Regions from separate parts of the Homo sapiens genome. Here region 1 is linked to region 2. The links are chromatin loops, found by intact Hi-C in ENCODE. Cell type or tissue: dorsolateral prefrontal cortex. All regions are shown on one strand. Each heading gives the region's core, and the rest is flanking DNA. Links, peaks and the distances in the headings are about the cores only.

Region 1 (2,910 bases), core at 235-2,734, 92 kb after region 2:
TCTCAGACCAGGACTCCTCTATGTATCTTCCAACGCTTCTAGTAAATTTTTAAGAAAACTGAGAAAACGGATTTCTGTAACTGAGATAATTGAAAAAATGATTTCTATATTTTCAAACTATCTTAGTTTCATAACTAACCTCTTTCCCTTCCTTCTTTTTTTTTTTTCTTTTGGGACAGAGTTTTGCTCTGTCACCCGAGCTGGAGTGCAGTGGCGCGATCTTGGCTCACTGCAACCTCTGCCTCCCGGGTTCAAGTGATTCTCCTGCCTCAGCCTCCCGAGTAGCTGGGATTACAGGCGCCCACCACCATGCCCGGCTAATTTTTTGCATTTTTAGTAGAGACGGGGTTTCACCATGTTGCCCAGGCTGGTTTCGAACTCCTGAGCTGGGGCAATCCGCCCACCTCGGCCTTCCAAAGTGCTGGGATTACAGGCATGAGCCACTGTGCCCGGCCTCCTTCTTTCTTTAGTAGAATGCTGTTCCTGTTTCATGGAGCAATTTTTCTCTTATCTCTCTGATAATACTTTCAGTTTGTTTAGCCTCTTCTGCTTCCTTCATTGTTCATTTCTCCTGAGTTCCTTTGTACTCTTACTTGCTTTTGGTCTCTCTTTCCGGTTGGAGGCTTTCCTCACATACCTGGTGTGTTCCTAGCTTTCTATTCCTGTATGAGAATGAGGCACTAAGGAGCCAACTAGAACAGAATTCGGGGTAGGGAGTAGAGATGCCAGATAAAATATAGGCTGCCCAATTAAATTTGAATTTCAGATAAGTAATAAATAATTTAAAAATATAAGTGTGTCCCAAATATTACTATGAACATCATAATAATAAGAAATTATTCATTGTTTATCTGAAATCTGAATTTATCTGGCCATTCTACCTGGGATCTTAGTCAACTGTTGACTTCCTTCAGGGCGATTGTGATATGGACAGGATGCAGGAGGGTGGAGTCCCTGGCGAGGGCTCCACCCTCAAGCTTGGACCTGCAGCCGTAAATGACAACAGGCATTCCTGTTTTTGCACCCAAATGTTGCCTTTTGGCCTGTCATGTCCCCCTATCCTGTGGCCATATAAACCCCAAACCCCAGGCTCCACAAGCAGAAGAGTGGCAGAGTGACAGAGCAGCAGAGTGGCACGGCAGAGATGGAGAGAAGAAAGGAAGCGTCTGAATGTTGAGAGGAGTTCGGCTGGGGCAGTCAGAGAGGAGATAGGATGCAGAAAGACCAAACTCCAGGGGAACGGCAGGGCTAAAAGAGCGTTGTAACACCACTAGACACTGCTGTGGCGCCAGAGCCCAAAAGTGCTCGCCCCGGCTCCTGCATCTGCTCACCTGTGTGCTTCCCCTCCCGTAAGGAGTTCCAGCGTGCAGCGGCAAAATAATGAGCCACACCCCTGTTGCACGTACCACGGTGGGTCAGGGAACTCTCCCATTTCAATTGTATGGGATCCCAATTTTTCATAGGTTTATCAGTTTTCTCAGAGAAAAATTCTTCCATTCGCCCCTGGGTGCTACAAGCCTAGCTGCTAATGCGCCAAAAGCCAGTTGTAGGAGGGAAACAGTGTAGAGATGGTCTTCAGTGCCACCATCCGTCCGTCTTTCTTCCAGCTGTGCCAGATCTCCCTCTCCCAGGCAGAATCCTGCAGGAGTGGGGCACGGACAGCTGCCTGGCAAGGAGGGTTAAGAGGAGAAGAACCGGAAGAGATCTAACTTGGTTTTTATACGAAGTTTCAACCAGTCCTCCTGTTTTCAGGCCTGCCCAGCACTCCCACCTTCGGAGGAACCAGTTGCCCCCAAAGGCTGAGTCTTTCTGGGATTCTCAGACTCGTTGATCTGTTTTTCCTGTAGGTTTAGGTTTCAGCTTTCTCTTAATATTGTTTATTTCTCTCATTTACTGTGTCTTTGTCTAATGCTCTGTTTGTCTTTGTGTGTTTATGTCATTTAAAAATTTCTTTGCTGAGTTTGTTTTTGTGAGAATAGAGATAAATGTGAGTGTACAGTCTGCCATGTTTCACTGGACAATAATGATTTTCCATTTATTTTATTGGTTTATATACCTGGAGGAGAAATTGTCTATAATGTACTACATACTCAAATGTCCTGGGAAAAAGGGGTTTGGATAAACATGGATTTTTCTCTGATTCTCTCTTTCCTCTATACCTCCACTTCCCCTGCCCCTGCCCACACCATGAAAGACCAAAGGTAACTCTGACTGATATGAGTTCTTTGGCTTTCCATACTTGGTATTTTGGCACTATTGGTTCCTCAAGTTCCCCAAAGACAGCTGGACTAGTGTGCCTATAAATCTTCAATCCTAACCAACGGTGAGTTGTTTTTTTTGTTTTTTTTTTTTTGATGGAGTCTTTCTCTGTCACCCAGGCTGGAGTGCAGTGGTACAATTTTGGCTCACTGCAACCTCTGCCTCCTGGGTTCAAGTGATTCTTCTGCCTCAGCCTCCCAAGTAGCTGGGACTACAAGTGTGTGCCACCACGCCTGGCTAATTTTTTTTTTTTGTATTTTTAGTTGACGTGGGATTTCACCATATTGGCCAGGCTGGTCTCGAACTCCTGACCTCGTGATCCACTGGCTTCTGCCTCCCAAAGTGCTGGGATTACAGGTGTGAGCCACCACACTGGCTTACCAAGGGTGAGTTGTAAATGTAACTATTCCCTGCAGGTCTGTGGCTTAGAGCAATGAATTTAGATAAGGTCAGGGTTTACTGTTGTTTATTGCCTTACAATAAGAGCTGTTTGTTCATTGTAATTGGCTTATAAAAGTTCTTGAGTCACTAATAAATAAACACAGGGGTGGGGTGGTCATTTCTTAAGTGGAAGGTGAGAAATCCTAAGGGTATATGAAGTCTGAGAACCCTTGTCTTTGTTTAGTTCCTCAATACACCCTTTAAGATGAG
Region 2 (2,910 bases), core at 196-2,695:
CGCGCCCAGCCCCCAAAGCCTCTTTATTCTTTTCAGCGTCTACGGGGACGTGCAGCGCGTGAAGATCCCGTTCAATAAGAAGGAGAACGCTCTGGTTCAGATGGCGGACGGCAACCAGGCCCAGCTGGCCATGAGCCACCTGAACTGGCACAAGCTGCACGGGAAGCCCATCCGCATCTCATCCGTATCACGCCCTTGAAGCACCAGAACGTGCAGCTGCCCCGCGAGGGCCGGGAGGACCAGGGCCTGACCAAGGACTATGGCAACTCGCCCCTGCACCGCTTCAAGAAGCCAGGCTTCAAGAACTTCCAGAACATATTCCCGCCCTCGGCCACCGTGCACCTCTCCAACATCCCGCCCTCAGTATCCGAGGAAGATCTCAAGGTCCTCTCCTCCAGCCATGGGGGCATAGTCATAGGATTCAAGTTCTTCCAGAAGAACCGCAAGATGGCGCTGATCCAAATGCGCTCCGTGGAGGAGGCGGTCCAGACCCCCATTGCCCTACACAACCACGACATCTGGGAGAACCACCACCTGCGGGTCTCCTTCTCCAAGTCCACCATCTATGGGCACAGGCCCACCACAGCCGGGCCCCCTGGCGACAACTTCCATCATTCCAAAAAAAGCGACTTTAAAAAGCAGCTGAAGTGACCTTAACTGACCAGAGATTTTCTTTCTTTCTTTTTTTTTTTTTTTTTTTTTTTTTGAGAAGGCGTCTCGCTCTGTCGCCCAGGCTGGAGTGGAGTGGCGCGATCTCGGCTCACTGCAAGCTCCGCCTCCCAGGTTCACGCCTTTCTCCTGCCTCAGGCTCCCGAGTAGCTGGGGCTACAGGCGCCCACCACCATGCCCAGCTAATTTTTTGTATTTTTAGTAGAGACAGGGTTTCACCGTGTTAGCCAGGATGGTCTCGATCTCCTGACCTCGTGATCCGCCCGCCTCGGCCTCCCAAAGTGCTGGGATTACAGGCATGAGCCACCGAGCCCGGCCTTTCTTTCTTTAAAAAGAAATCAGTTTACCTGTTTTTTTTTTAAATTAAATCTAGTTCACTGTGCTAAAATTAATTAATTTAATTTAATTTAAATAGAAATATGTATATTAACATGTAATGGGTTTATTATTGTGATCTTAAAATTGACAAATATTTTAAATTTTCTGCCACTAACCTACATACATTTTAAGAGTATATACAAGGGTCCTGAGACAAAAAAATTTGAGAACTGCTGTATTACCCCATCTTGCCCTGCAGAACGTGGACTGAAGGGAAGTACTTTTTTCCTTTCTACTTAAATAACCCAGTGCTGTTACTGTTTTATTTTAAAATCCAATCTACCCTCTTCCTCCAGAATTATTAAAAAGTAGACTGCAAAAGAACCATAGCTTCCTGAAATCAAAGGACCCAAAACAAAGAGAAAGCAAAAGCAGTGAATAAAAGGACTTCTCCAGAGACTGGCAGGCCGACCAAAGACCACTCCCCCTCCAGCCAGCCTGGTAGGAGTTGCCTATTCCTTTTTGCTTCGTTGTTCTCACACCCAGTCACCCACTCCCATCCCCTACATCCCAACCCCCATCCTGGAAAGCTATTGTTCTCCAGGGCCTCAAAACACAAAGGGACTTCACAAATCTTTGGGCTGACTCCCCACCCCATCCTCTCTCTGAGATTACAGTGCAGGGAAGGGCACTTTCAGATTCTGCCTGAGCCTCCACCAGCCCCCTGTTCTCAGGCTCGGGGCTGAGATGAAAAGGGAACACCACTGTTTCTGGCCTGAAAAGGAAATGTAAATGCATTGCAAGCCAGAAGCTGCCAGAAGACCATTTCCCTGTTAGTAAACAGGGCTGCCTGAGCCATCTTTCTCCTCTTTAATAACCTGTGGGGCACCTATTGATTGCGCATGCTGGTCCCTCATAAATTAAAACAGGGATGCCTTCCGGTTGCTCTGTAGCTGCGTAGATGGTGAAATTGGCTCACTAATACTTCATGTTCATGGAGCACAGTGTATCCCGCCACATAAACATGAAGAATATGTATCATCAGGCTCTGGGATTGCACGGAAAACAACCCCGGAAGCTTCTGGGCATGCTGCAGACTTTAATTAGGCAGTTTCTTCCACTAGGATTGGAGACCGGCAGAAACACCAATTGCATGCCTCCTGCCGCAGCCTGTTCTGCTTTCAAATGGGAGGAAGGAGCAAGCCCTGGTGGGTAGGAGATGAGCCTGCTCCTCTCTCTACCCCCTTACCAGGATAGGCACCCGTAAGCAGAAAGGAATGTTCATCTCTCATGCTGTGGTAGAGAGAGCACCAAGTTAGCAGTCAGAAAACATTCAGAACTTCTGCTTTAGCCACTTACAGCTACATGATCATGGGCGCAAGTGCCTTAACCTCTCGGAATCACAGCATCTCATCTGGAAAGTGGACAAAGTAATAACACCTAGCTGCTTGTGAGGCTTGAGGAAAATAAGTCTTTCCTGGCGCCCAGTATGGTCTCAGTAAATACTGAAACTGAAATTGAAGCAGATGAAGAACAGAGTGGCAGGTACAGGGCTGATACTATTTCTTTCTCTCACCTCAAAAATCTGGCATCAGGAACTTTCCACCACTACCCCTAGCCAACATTTTGCTCTTTAAGTAAGAAGTGAGGCCCTGCAACTCATACCTTGGTACATTGGAAATGTTTCTCTTACCCTTCCATCTTTCTGTGCCCACTCCTGAGCTGGCTCTCAATTGAAAATTCATTTAGCAGGAAACCTCTCTAAAATGCATGGTAAACATCGAAAAACATGCTAGCATAGTTTACCATTCTACCAAAAATAGCTTGGCACCCACATGCCAACACTTAGCAGAACCTTCCGAGTTTCTCTGACTTTAAACAGACCCTAGGCAACCAGATCCACTTACGCTTCCCAGAGTGTGT

What was found. Hi-C counts contacts between places; a loop is a spot of excess contacts. Peaks named below come from ENCODE experiments on the same cell type or tissue, not always from the same donor. Only the 100,000 strongest peaks of a DNase experiment are listed, where the experiment ranks them.
Region 1: a loop joins it to region 2, with 9 times the contacts of the local background. A loop is called at or near these places in 4 of 110 quality-filtered maps.

Annotation. Positions count from the first base shown.
Region 1 is chr14:65,372,262-65,375,171 of GRCh38, forward strand. It overlaps a transcript of FUT8 not described here. Among named protein-coding and RNA genes, the nearest start is that of MIR4708, 39 kb to the left of the region's middle. In dorsolateral prefrontal cortex, for the core only: a CTCF peak has its summit at 1,593; a DNase peak (open chromatin) is centred at 1,600; H3K4me3 peaks cover 1,431 bases; H3K27ac peaks cover 2,423 bases.
Region 2 is chr14:65,280,603-65,283,512 of GRCh38, forward strand. It overlaps the pseudogene PTBP1P. Among named protein-coding and RNA genes, the nearest start is that of MIR4708, 53 kb to the right of the region's middle. RefSeq lists enhancers at 1,304-1,872, 1,325-1,394. In dorsolateral prefrontal cortex, for the core only: a CTCF peak has its summit at 1,687; DNase peaks (open chromatin) are centred at 455, 1,579 and 2,131; H3K4me3 peaks cover 1,489 bases; H3K27ac peaks cover 2,500 bases.